Regions from separate parts of the Homo sapiens genome. Here all the other regions are linked to region 1. Evidence: chromatin contacts called from ENCODE Hi-C data. All regions are on one chromosome and are shown on one strand. The core of a region is the stretch at or near the end of the contact, and the rest is flanking DNA. Distances in the headings are between cores, read along the strand shown.

What was found. Hi-C counts contacts between places; a loop is a spot of excess contacts on that map. Pooled maps may share reads with other maps.
Region 2: a map of naive thymus-derived CD4-positive, alpha-beta T cell shows a loop between it and region 1 (13-fold over the local background). The contact joins the promoter of HSD17B12 here to the promoter of TRIM44 in region 1. A Hi-C loop is called at or near these places in 2 of 168 maps with a recorded cell type or tissue (CD4-positive, alpha-beta T cell and naive thymus-derived CD4-positive, alpha-beta T cell) and 6 of 50 pooled maps.
Region 3: a loop to region 1 is called in a map of CD8-positive, alpha-beta T cell, with 32 times the contacts of the local background. The contact joins the enhancer-like site here to the promoter of TRIM44 in region 1. A Hi-C loop is called at or near these places in 2 of 168 maps with a recorded cell type or tissue (CD8-positive, alpha-beta T cell and naive thymus-derived CD4-positive, alpha-beta T cell) and 7 of 50 pooled maps.

Annotation. Positions count from the first base shown.
Region 1 is chr11:35,660,666-35,665,101 of GRCh38, forward strand. TRIM44 (tripartite motif containing 44) reads left to right here and starts at 2,110. Exons shown (of 5, transcript NM_017583.6): 1 at 2,110-3,115. The coding sequence starts at 2,447. RefSeq lists enhancers at 1,767-2,086, 2,298-2,798 and a silencer at 2,127-2,506.
Region 2 is chr11:43,678,763-43,683,198 of GRCh38, forward strand. It overlaps HSD17B12 (hydroxysteroid 17-beta dehydrogenase 12), which reads left to right and starts at 1,976. Exons shown (of 11, transcript NM_016142.3): 1 at 1,976-2,225. The coding sequence starts at 2,066. RefSeq lists enhancers at 1,571-1,620, 1,831-2,396, 2,471-2,520, 2,671-2,730.
Region 3 is chr11:43,641,652-43,646,087 of GRCh38, forward strand. It overlaps a transcript of HSD17B12 not described here. Among named protein-coding and RNA genes, the nearest start is that of HSD17B12, 37 kb to the right of the region's middle. RefSeq lists an enhancer at 2,482-2,671. Within about 2 kb of position 2,525, at least 25 of the 41 ENCODE cell types and tissues checked have a DNase peak (open chromatin) inside an H3K27ac peak, as active enhancers do; they include CD8-positive, alpha-beta T cell, where a contact is called at or near this core.

The DNA of each region.
Region 1 (4,436 bases), core at 860-3,359:
CCTCCCCTCATCAAATACCCTGGATACAACAATGTCCTTTTAAGATATTAAAAAGGCCAGGCCTGTGGCTCACACCTATAATCCCAGCACTTTGGGAGCCTGAGGTGGGAGGATCACTTGAGTCCAGGAGTTCAAGACCAGTCTGGGCAACATAGTGAGACCCCGTCTCTACAAAAAATACCAAAACAAGTAGTGGGGCTTAGTGGCTCACGCCTGTGGTCCTAGCTACTTGGGAGGCACTTGGGAGGACTGCTTGAGCCCAAGAGGCTGAGGCTGCAGTGAACTGTGATTGAACCACTGCACTCCTGCCTGGGCAACAGAGAGAGACCCTGTCACCAAAAAAAAAAATAAATAAAAAAAATAAAAATTATTTTCATTGAATAAAAGACTTTCTAAATGTGAGAACGTTATGTTTGTAAAGGCTAAGTTGTTTCCTTTTAAGCCTGGGGGAGGACAGGAGTAGAAATAACCAAGCAAGGCACACTTCTCATTAGGTATATTAACGTTGATGTTTGAGTTGACATTTGTTGAATTTTTTTTTTCAGAATGGTGCTTCAATTCATGTTTCAAAAGCAGACACAGAAATAATTTCCAGAGAAATGAGCTGGGGGAAAACAGAAATGTGTATGGAATTGGAACAAAATAAACCTGATTTTTTTCAACATTGTATAGAATTGTTCTGAGGTTAAAAAGAAAGGTTTCTAAAAAATAAATATCTAACAAAAGCTGCACAAAGATTAGGCATACATTATCCATGGAGACATTAAAAACTATTAAAAAGGTTTTTTTACCCCACCTCATCCCCTGGTATGTTTGAGGAAAGCATCTGGAAATTCTAACTCAAAATCATCTAAGGGAATCAATGTAAAACAGACACCATTCCATCCCCTTTCATCCTTCTTAATACACCTCAGCCTCTCCCTTGACTAGATAAAAACGTAATTTTCCCTCTCCCAAATACAGTGCAAAACAAAAACTCTTCTGTGAATGGAGAGACATGGATATGGGGTAGAGGTGGAGACTTGCCTACATTACCAGCAGCCAGCCGAAAATGCCCTGTGTGTGTAAAATATGTTCCTTCAAAGGGGCATTGTGAGCACTAAATATAATTTGTGCCAAAAATAATAATGAAAGCTTAGTGAATACTCTACAGTGCAGGCATCGTTACATTTAATCCACAAAACTACCCCATGAGGTAGATATTTACCGTTCTTTTCACTTAACATCTTTTTTAAAAAGCGGAAAACAGAATGATGAATTAACTTGTCCATGGTCATAAAACTGATAGGTAGTGGCACCAGGATTTGGGGACCATCGGGCAGAGGATCTTCCAAAACCGGCTTTTAAAGAGCCACAAAAAGATGTAGCCGGGTTCTTGGCACTACAGTACTGCTTTATAAACAACAGTTCCCTTCTTTTCTCTTAGAGCCCAGTGGGAATCTAGAGGGACACCTTACATAAAGGAAAATGACTGCAACCTGGACCTGTCACTCGACAAATACTGCCTCTCCCCACCTCACTTCACCTGACGTCTCTGCCCAACCGAAGGCAGCTCTCAGAAAACCGCACAGAGGTTACCACCCCAGAAATTCTGAGATCCTAGGAGGTAGCAATGCAAATAGACAAAGCACAGTATTGCTTTGGATCGAAAATATTTGTTTGCTCATCCTAACTCCAATTCCCCTAGCCTAGAACAAACATAGCCCTTCCGCACTCAGGAAATCCCAAGAGGTCAGGTTCAGTCTGGTAAACAACACTGTCCGGGCACCTTGCAGAACACTGGGGACTGTGACGGGCGGCGACAAATTGGCACAAGAGAGACTGAAATGCACAGGGACACCAGCCTAGTGGCCGTGAAAACTCAAGTTGACACTTCCAGGGAGGGAATGGGGGAGGTGGAGCCCAATTCCTGCTTCTGGAGAGAGTAAGAGACTTCCTCCATCCTCCTTCTCCCTCCTCCTCCTCCAAGGCACGCTGAGATTTGGAGCGGAGGAGCTGAGCCCCGCGGGAAAAGCAGAAAAGGGTCATTGCCACTTTAAATGACTCAGGAAGTAAAAGGAGGCCTCCTGACGGGGAAAGGGAAAGTGGAACCGGGGCGGCGCGGGGGCCGGCGGCTGCCGCGATCTCTCCCTGGTAGCGGGAGGCTGAGCGGGCGGCGCGACGCGGGGGCCGACGGGGGCGCCGGGTGGCCGCGCCGGAAGTGCCTTGCGCGGCAGAGGAAGCGCAGGGACAGAGCGGAGCAGGCCGAGCCGGCGGAAAGGGTCTTTGCTGCTGCGCCCGGGCAGGGGCTGCCGCGGCCCCAGGTCCCGCTTCGAGACGCGGCGCGGTCCAGGCGGGAGGCGACTCCCTAGGAAGGGACCCGGGGCGGGAGGAGGAAGTGAGGCCGCGCGGAAGGAAGGCGGCGAGCCCCGGGGCCCCGAGGCCTTGGCCGCGTCACAGCACCCACATGGCCTCTGGAGTGGGCGCGGCCTTCGAGGAACTGCCTCACGACGGCACGTGTGACGAGTGCGAGCCCGACGAGGCTCCGGGGGCCGAGGAAGTGTGCCGAGAATGCGGCTTCTGCTACTGCCGCCGCCATGCCGAGGCGCACAGGCAGAAGTTCCTCAGTCACCATCTGGCCGAATACGTCCACGGCTCCCAGGCCTGGACCCCGCCAGCTGACGGAGAGGGGGCGGGGAAGGAAGAAGCGGAGGTCAAGGTGGAGCAGGAGAGGGAGATAGAAAGCGAGGCAGGGGAAGAGAGTGAGTCGGAGGAAGAGAGCGAGTCAGAGGAAGAGAGCGAGACAGAGGAAGAGAGTGAGGATGAGAGCGATGAGGAGAGTGAAGAAGACAGCGAGGAAGAAATGGAGGATGAGCAAGAAAGCGAGGCCGAAGAAGACAACCAAGAAGAAGGGGAATCCGAGGCGGAGGGAGAAACTGAGGCAGAAAGTGAATTTGACCCAGAAATAGAAATGGAAGCAGAGAGAGTGGCCAAGAGGAAGTGTCCGGACCATGGGCTTGATTTGAGTACCTATTGCCAGGAAGATAGGCAGCTCATCTGTGTCCTGTGTCCAGTCATTGGGGCTCACCAGGGCCACCAACTCTCCACCCTAGACGAAGCCTTTGAAGAATTAAGAGTAAGTATTGGGCCTTCAGAGCATAAACCTAGGGGTCAGGACACCTGGGTTTCAACTCAGGTGGCCTGGCTGTGACCACATTCGCTTTCACTGTGTCCCTAAGAAGCTAGTCTTTCCAACTTTTTGGGAGCAGTTCTTATTCACCGTTTTTGGTTGAACTCTTTTGAGAATCTGATGAAAGTTCTGGACTCTGACCTGAGAAAATACACACAAAATCTAGTATACAATTTCTAGAAAATTGCAAGTTTCTGGTCTGTGGATCCCAGGTAAAGCATTTCTTGGGAGTTTTGACCCCACTTAGGCCAATTTCCACAGCATCACTATTGTTGAAACTGGTGCTTTGTGCTAGGGCTCTTGATAAGGCAATCTTTTTGCCTACTTGAAAACATGGGAAATAGGATTTTGCCACATGAATCCAAGCAAGTGATACGTCTGCATTGAAAAGACTAACAAAATAGTTTTAATAGTAACTTCATATGTGCCCCGAGTTCATTTTAGATTCTTCGTGTTTGAAACTTAGTAGAAAAGGAGGGTAAGAAGATGGAGGCCAAATTGGGGTGGGAGTGGAAGTTCCCATGTCCTCTGTCTGGATCTTTGTCTGTCGTGGACCTTACTGGTCCCCCAGAACAGTGGACACTTCGGAAATATTTGTTGAATGAATGAATTTGCAGACGATGCACCTTTTATTCATATTGTGGATGTTTACTATCATTGAGAGAAACTGCTGGTGTTAATCGGGGAGGGAGGGGGAAATTTTGAGTGGAGTGATCAGTTCATTAAGTAATCTGTATTAGTGAACATTGTCATATTATGATGACTTTTGCTTCCCTGAATAGGGAATAGCTGGCATTGGGATAACAAATACCTTGAGAGTGAAGATCCTCTGTATTAGGTTTTCCCTTTTTTAGTGCCTATTTATAATTGTAAAATGCACATTCAGAAAGTGTGTAAAAACTTACAGTCTAACAAATAATTATAAAACAAGTACTGAGGTAGTCTCCATCCAGATTAAGAAATAGAACATTACTAGCAATATTGAAGCCTTTTCCCCATACCTTTTCCAATTATAACCATCTCTCTTCTGCATAAGTAAGCATAATCTTGACTTCTGTGATCATTTCCTTGCTTACCTTTATGCTTTTACTCCATGTGTATGCATTCCTAAACTTATTTGAACTTGACACTATGGGTGTCATATTTTTATCATGCATTCTTCTGGGTTTTGCTTCATTTTCTCAACATTGTGTTTGTGAGAGTCATCCTATGAGTGACTGTAGTTTATTCACTTTCATTACTATTTCGAATTCCATTTTATGAATAT
Region 2 (4,436 bases), core at 726-3,225, 8.0 Mb after region 1:
CTGAGGGCTCTGTTCTGTTCCATTGGTTTATATCTCTGTTTTGGTGCCAGTACCATGCTGTTTTGATTACTGTAGCCTTGTAGTATAGTTTGAAGTCAGGTAGTGTGATGCCTCCAGCTTTGTTCTTTTGGCTTAGGATTGACTTGGCAATGCGGGCTCTTTTTTGGTTCCATATGAACTTTAAAGTAGTTGTTTCCAATTCTGTGAAGAAAGTCATTGGTAGCTTGATGGGGATGGCATTGAATCTATACATTACCTTGGGCAGTATGGCCATTTTCACGATATTGATTCTTCCTATCCATGAGCATGGAACGTTCTTCCATTTGTTTGTGTCCTCTTTTATTTCGTTGAGCAGTGGTTTGTAGTTCTCCTTGAAGAGGTCCTTCACATCCCTTGTAAGTTGGATTCCTAGGTATTTTATTTTCTTTGAAGCAATTGTGAAGGGGAGTTCAGTCATGATTTGGCTCTCTGTTTGTCTGTTATTGGTGTATAAGAATGCCTGTGATTTTTGCACATTGAGTTACAAGACAGGGATGCCCTCTCTCACCACTCCTATTCAACATAGTGTTGGAAGTTCTGGCCAGGGCAATCAGGCAGGAGAAAGAAATAAAGAGTATTCAGTTAGGAAAAGAGGCAGTCAAATTGTCCCTGTTTGCAGATGACATAATTGTATATTTAGAAAACCCCATCGTCTCAGCCCAAAATCTCCTTAAGTTTTACACAATTTTTTAAACTTACCTTGTGATCTTTCTCCTCTGCAACTTTGCTAACGTAGTTCCCATGCCTCTATCTGGACTTCACACTTCTGTGCCCCCTGGAAATACCACTCCCCCACTCCCCAACCAAAAAAGGGAAATTTAAAAAAGAAAGTAAAATTTTCTATCCCCCTTTGAAGACAAATTAAAAGATATAGTCTCCTTCCAAAACTAATTGTTCAGCAAGCTGTGTTCCTATATTTTTCATTCACCATACAGCTCTGATGCCATCGTCTAACAGTTATTAGACTCCATCAGGTTATTTGCCTTGAACCCCAAATCGTTGGGAACTAAGTGATGTTTAGTGCTCAGCTGGGAGGGAGGTCTGGCATTTAAGGGCTCTCTATGAGTGAGTGTAACCCGGGCGAATGCCTGCAGCGAGGAAGGCACAGACACAGAAGACTGCAAGCCTTTATCTGGAAAAGTTTATGGCAACAATGACAGCACGCTTAACAATGATATATTTATTATATAATTATATCATATATGTAAAATATATATTTATTTAATAAAGAGTTGAAAATAAAACTGTGGCTCCACACCTATTTCTTTTCTTTTTTTTTTTGTTTTTGTTTTGGGATGGAGTCTCACTCCGTCGCTCAGGCTGGAATGCAGTGGCGCGATCTCGGCTCACTGCAACCTCTGCCTCCCGGGTTCGTGATTCTCCTGCCTCAGCCTCCCGAGTAGCTGAGATTACAGGCGCACGCCACCACGCCCGGCTAATTTTTGTATTTTTAGTAGAGACGGGGTTCGGATGTTGGCCAGGCTGGTCTCGGACTCCTAAGCTCAAGCGATTCGCCCGCCTCGGCCTCCCAAAGTGCTGGGATTACAGGTGTTAGCCACCGCGCCCTGCCTACGCCCACTTCTTACTATAATCTTTCCATTCACTAGCGGCTTCTCTGATCCCATTTCCTCTTCGAACCTGAGCTCAAACCAGCCTGGGTCTGACCGGCCAATCCGAGCGCAGTCTTCCGCAGTCGCGAGTACGGCTGCAGCCAATGAGAGACCGGGGCGCCTCGGTGGGGTGAGACAGGGCGCTCACTGGCGGAACCCCGGGGGACGCGGTGATGGGAGGAGTGTGGGAGGGGCAGTGGAACTGGAGTCAGCTAATGGCTGACGCACTACGCGCAGAGGGAAAGACGGGTCACCAATAGCGACACGGATATGGCCCCGCGGGCGGGGTTTAGGCCCAAAGTGGTGTCGGAGCAGCGCCTATTAGTGTCATCCTCACCGTCACGGCCGGCGCCTCCTCCTGGATTCATTCACTCGCTCTTTTCATTCACGAAGGTAGTGAGGCCTAGTGGAAAGCCATGGAGAGCGCTCTCCCCGCCGCCGGCTTCCTGTACTGGGTCGGCGCGGGCACCGTGGCCTACCTAGCCCTGCGTATTTCGTACTCGCTCTTCACGGCCCTCCGGGTCTGGGGAGTGGGGAATGAGGCGGGGGTCGGCCCGGGGCTCGGAGAATGGGCAGGTGAGTCGGATGCAGCGCCGCGTCCTCGCTCCCGCGGCGGCCCGGACCAGGCCTGGGCCGTGATGACTAGTTCTGGGGTCTGCTCCTGGCCTTCCCCTCCCCAGCTCTCCTCTTTCTCAGGCTCCTGTGCCCCGCGGGCCCCTCCTGGCTCCCTTGGCTGTCTTCTGCTTGCTTAGACTACTTGCAGAGTTTTAAGGTACGAAATACACTGCTCGCTCAATCCTGGGAATCTAAGCTCAGCTTAGGGTGTAGGAGAAAACTGCCTTAAGTCTCTGGGGCTTGTGCCCTTTAAGCCATTCCGTGTTCATGGAGCCAGTCAGTCGCCCTGCTGCCTCCTCAGTCACACGCTGTCCTCCTTGGTTCGCCCCTTGTAAGTGTTTTTAAAATAAAGTTTTTCGCTCGGTTTGAATATTGGCCCTGTGCTAAGGATGCAGAGCATTCTGTTAACATGTTTGGGCAGAGGATGGAAAGGGGTGTAGGGACACAATTTCAGAAGGCTTTTTGCACTGCGGAATCGTACCTCCCCAGTTACGATTAAGATAGTAATCGTATCTGGATTTGGCCTATTTCATACAATTACAAAGCCCCTTTAAAAGGAATTCTCGCTAAACTGTTCTGGAGTCCTAACGAGTAGCAAGAACTATTGCTTCTGTAAAATGATAACTCATCATGTTAAAATCAGATTTTTTTTTTTTTTTCACAAGGACGTTTGTAGGAAAAAGTATACCCGTAAAGAGTGAACCAAACACATGGAACTTGTAGTCGGAGGATTTTTAAAATGGAGGACGAAGGTCAGGTTGAGGAAATAGGGAAAATTATCTGCAGGGAAGTTTTGCTCCCCCCCCCCTTTTTTTTTTCTTTTTCAACCTATTTTGTTTCCTTCTTTGCTTTATTTTTCGTCTCTTGGCCTTTTTTCCCTTTAAACCGAGTGATTACTTATGATATGCTTGTGGTCCTACCCTGAGATGATTATTTATTTTGATGTTTTATAATCGAATGTGCACTTCCTAAGCATTTTATTGAATTTTGGGGTGGTTAGGCATTGCCTGCAGACTGGGCTCAGGTAAGATACACTAATAATGTTACTCCATGTTCTTTGTTTATTTAGAAACATTTAAACAACCTAGTAGGAAAGACATATGTTAACCTTTTGGGTTTATGTTAACATTAAGAGAAAACATCTTAGCAGTGGATATGTATGTGAAATCTTTGGACGATGTGGAGCAACATTATAATTCTGTTTCACAGTCACCTGTTTCTCTGAAAAAGGAAGTGAAATGTTCAGCTGGGTGTGATGGCTCACGCCTGTAATCCCAGCATTTTGGGAGGCCGAGGCGAGTGGATCACAAGGTCAGGAGTTTGAGACCAGCCTGACCAACACGGTGAAACCCCGTCTGTACTAAAAATACAAAAATTAGCTGGGCGTGGTGGCGCGCCCCTGTAGTCCCAGAGGCTGAGGCAAGAGAATCGCTTGAACCCAGGAGGCGGAGTTTGCAGTGAGCCGAGATCATGCCACTGCACTCCATCCAGCCTGGGTGACAGAGCGAGACTCATCTCAAAAAAAAAAAAAAAAAAAAAACAGAAAGTGAAGTATTCAACTTGGTTATAATTAAGATTATGATTTCCCAATTGACTTGCCCACATTCTTCATTGTTAGTTTTGGAAAACCTGTTTGAAGACTTTTGACTACAAAAGACTACAAGATTTTTATACAAGATAAAAATTAGGGAATTGTATCAAGATAAAATTTGTAATTGGTAAGCAAAGACTAATGTTAATAACTTGTTGTTTTCTTTTCTTTTCTTTTTTTTTTTGAGACAGGGTCTCACTTTGTCACCCAGGCTGGAGGGCAGTGGTGTGGTGGTGTGATCATAGCCAACTGCAGCCTCGAACTCTTGGGTTCAAGTGATCCTCCCATGTGAGCCTCCTGAGTAGCTGGGACTACAGGTGTGCATCACCACACCAGCTCATTTTTTTTGTTTTTTGTAGAGACAAGGCCTCACTCTGTTTCAGAGGCTGGTCTGGAAGACCTGAGATCAAGCAATCCTCCTGCTTCAGCCTCCCAAAGTGCTGGGATTACATGTGTGAGCCACCATGCCTGGATGTGTTTTTTTTTGTTTTTTTTTTTTTTTCTCTTTAAAATTGACCATATTGGTTGATTATTCAAATGATAAGTCCAAGTCATCTACATATGAGTGTACAGTAAAAGGC
Region 3 (4,436 bases), core at 1,275-3,774, 8.0 Mb after region 1:
TCTTTTCAGTGTTTGGTAATTGTGTTACGTTGATAACATAAGAAAAGGAGACAGACTAACTTTTTAAGCATATTAGAATATTTGCAACTCATTCTATTTTTGGCAATAATTCTATTAGTGCAGTTTACTTCCATGAACAGTATAAAATACATACATGAAAATCAGATTTTTAAAAGCAGATTACAAGTGCAATTAAATTGTCTAAACAAACATTTTAAATGCTTTGAAGTATTTTATGAAATTAAAAGAATAAAACAAGTAGTTTCAGAAATTATAGAATCTGTTGTAAATATGCAAATTTGCACATTCTAGCTTTGTCACCAATGCCACATTTGGGAAAAGAAATAGATTGCAATGTTTGTCTTCTATTAACATATATATATTCTTAAAAGTATACAAAATGTTTCCTAATTTTAAACATATTAATACTGTTACGTATAAATATTTTTTAAATCTTAGTATAAAGTTTAGGGTTTTAAAAAAATATACTTTAAAAATTCATGTGGTGAAATAGAATCTAAAAACTTGAGGGAAATTACTAAATTTTTTGGTATAAATTTGAAGAGTTCATTTCTAGAATACGTTTATTTTCTTCTTATAAAGACATTTACATCAATATTAAGTATATAGATTAAGACCTACTTAAATTACTTAATTAAAATATACTAAACTTCTAAGTTATTTTTAAAAGAATGATGTGGGTAAACTGAAAAGATCATAAAATTATTTCTAATGTAATTTTTACGTAAAGCCCTTTAATATATCAGTTTTTACCTCTTATATTTTGAACCGTTAAAAGAAAAAAAATGACTAATCTCCTAATGGAAAATATAATCTTATAGTACTGAGAAGAGAGTTGTAAGCATGTAATAAATATATGAGATCAGTTTCATTTCTGACTTGTTTTTGAGCCTTTCTTATGAATCATCATGTATTTTAACATCAAGAGAATAATATATAAAATACGCTTTAAAATGTTACAACCTGGTAGCTATTAAAAAAGAGAGGGGAAAAAAACAGAGCTTTGCCTAGCAAAATACTAACTAAAGAGTTAGGTGAGAATTAGAAATGTTCAGATGCTAAAGTAGTATAATAAACTAAAATTCCAAATATATATGAATATATAATTTTTTATATCTTGGTATATGGCATTTGTCTTAATTGTTTAGGAAACTACATATTGTACAGGAGTGAAGAAGTAAATGATGAAGTATTTTCTCATCATAGTTTACTAGATAAAAAATGTACTAATAAGCTAAATGTAATAGTAAGGGGCACATTTAAAATATAATTTCGTAGAGTCTTACTAAATACGTATCTTTCCAACAAGGCTTTAGGTTTTTGCATGTGTATTAGGATTTCTGAGTTTTGTGATTTGAAATTCATGATACATTTTGAGTGCCCTTTCAAATGGCAAATTGTTTCTGTGGAAAAATCAGACATTATGTACATTTCATTTTATATTTGGATGTGAGAAAAATAGCAGATAATTTGGGAGAATTCTAGTTGTTGCCTTAGTGTATGCATCAAATACTAAACAATTATTTTATCTCTCAGTTATACGTCTGGGCATGTTACAGTTTGTACTGTATGTACAAACAGGATATTGAACTTACATTGATGATACAGTGTTCTTTAAACGTGATTGTTAATCTTTACTGAAATTATGGGCAAACTATTTCAAAGAAATGCGTTTTTAAACTCTTATTTTTAATTAAAATGAGAAAAACCTTGAAGGAGTTCATTTATGAATAAAATATGTAATTGTGCAGTCTCCTGAAAGAATGAACTCTTAGTTTATTTTTCAAATTTTATTAAAATGTTTCTTTACTTGTTGCTTGTTGGCATTTTAAAATTAAAAAGTAATAAAGCAGCATTATTATATTTCTGATTATCTATCAAGAGAGTGAAAGGGAAACCAAAGTATATTGACACAACCCAGGTTTTCCCCTAAAAAAAACTAACTTCAAATTGAAAAAATATATTGCCCATATTTAATATTTCTTATTAGGACTTACTTGGAGTCGCATAATTTTTTTGAGACAATATATTGGAGGAAATTTGTCTTATAAAATGGAGAGATGTAGAACATTGTGGGCAGTTATAGGATAGTCTTTCTCTCTTGTTGCTTCCCAGAAGTTAGAAAACAGATTTTAAATTAATAGTGTTGAGTACACGAATCTCTGGAGTATAATAACTTAGAAAAATGTTGGAAAATGATAAAGTCGAAGGGGAAGATTAATTGAAGTTAAGTGTCCCCTTTTCAAATGGGAAGCATTTGACACTATGAGGAGTGCTCTAGAGATTAACAAATGTTTCTCTGTCAAGGATAATTTTCTGAGCAGTTGAGGTTGTTTGTGTGATAAGGGAAGGCGGCTAGATAGCGTAACTATAGGTGTTTGAGAAAATTTCCGAAGTTACTTTCAGATTGAAAGGGTGAAAGTAGGTGCAACAATTGGCCGTTGGGAGGGGAAAGGGTGCAGGGCTCGCCAGCCCGGCGCCACTACAGGGTTAACCGCGGCGGCGCCCGGTGCACACTGGGAGTTGTAGGCCGCGGGCATTGTGGGAGTTGTCGTAAAAGCCTGCTTTCTTGCCGTGATGGCCGCCGCCGAGGCAGGGAGTTGAGGGTTTCTGCCTTTCGGAGGGTTTGGGGGGCTGTCGGTCCCGTTAGAAGGCCACCAACAGCCCCCCAGGTTGCCAAGGGCCTGTTAGTTGTGTTCCTGGAAGGTGGGCAAGCAGCCTGATGGGTTAACATTGGGATTTGCCGTCGTTATAGCGGTCAAGGGGCCTGTAGCGGCTGCAGGGTCGGTGAGGGTTCCCAGCCGGCCGGACCTTGGTCGTCTGGCATTCTGCCTTTGAAATATCTGGGTGGCCGGCGCCTAGGCATATGGGGTTGTGCTTTCTGTGTTGTGGTTTGTAGCTTGCATCCTCCACTGTTCTTAGCGCATTTGGCTCTGTCCATATGGCTGTTGGTACTCATGGCCCTATTTGGGGTTGGACTGGGCTCTTTTTCTTGGGTCTGGTGGGATTTAAGCAAGAACTGGAATTTTGTAAGATGTACAGCAGTGTCCTGGGTGTTGTCTGTCTGGTGTGGGGTGTGAGCAGTTGCAGGAGTTATGAACGTGTCCATGATCGTGTGGTTGGCTTTCCCTTGCATGTGGTGAACTTTCCCCTCGTTTGCTAATGCTGAAAGGCAGTGTCAGGCAGTTCCTACTTGTGAAATGCCTTCTTATTAACTTGGATGTGTTCCTAAATCTTGGGAGCTTTGCAATTGCTTGTAGAAAGATATGTGTGCAAAACTGAATTTAAAACGAGCACCAGGGTTGCAGGTACCTTTAGTTCTAGGGAGCCAGCTCCCCCAGGCTTCCCTGGTGCTGTGAAGTTGTTTGAGTTTATTTATGGAAATTAGGTTTGCTTTGAGCTGTGTTACCTTACTCTTGGCTCAGAGTTTCTCTGCATGTTGGGACCCTGATCTTTGATATTGGGTACTGTTTCAACATTTGAGGCTAAATGAAGCACCGTGTACTGATGTGTAATGTCGTGTATCACAATCTCAGGATAACACTAGATAGCCAAGAATGGCAGTACCTGTTTTGTCTGTCTACACGAATTGGACCTCATTGTTTCTGCCACAATGTACTGCTCCATAAATTCCGCCTTATTTCCATGGTATTGTCTGTAAGTTTTGAAATCTAACTGGTCATGAAAAGCCATTTTTCAGGCAGTATTTAAAAGCTTTTTCCCACAAGTAGAACTGGTATCTAAAACATTTTTTCATTCAAGTTTGGTAAGGTGGGAGATTTGAAATAAGGTACAACAGTGGTTTTGGAAATCAGCTATCAAGTTTTAGTTTTAGGGGCCACCACGTGACAGAAATGATTTATAGAGAGAGTAAAAATTGTATTCCATTTCTCTTGGTATTTTAGTGCATATAAAAACTAAATAAACCACTTTCATATATCATTAAAAAGCCCTTTGTGTCTTGTGATGAATGAGGTTTTTATAACTCCCCTATTGTCTGGGTTTGCTTAGAATATAGTAATGGGGCCGGGCATGGTGGCTCACGCCTGTAATCCCAACACTTAGGGAGGCCAAGGCCAGGGGATCACTTGAGGTCAGGAGTTTGAGACCAGCCTGGCCAACATGGTGAAACCCCATCTCTACTAAAAATACAAAAAACTTAGCTGGGTGTGGTGGCATACGCCTATAATCTCAGCTACTCAGAAGGCTGAGGTGGGAGAATCACTTGAACCCAGGAGGTGGAGATATCAGTGAACGGAGATTGTGCCACTGCACTCCAGCCTGGGCAACAGAGTGAGACCCTGTCTCAAAAAAAAAAAAAAAATTAGCTGGGTGTTGTGGCAGGTGCCTGTAGTCCGGCTACTCTGGAGGCTGAGGCAGGAGAATCGGCTTGAACCTGGGAGGTGGAGGCGGCA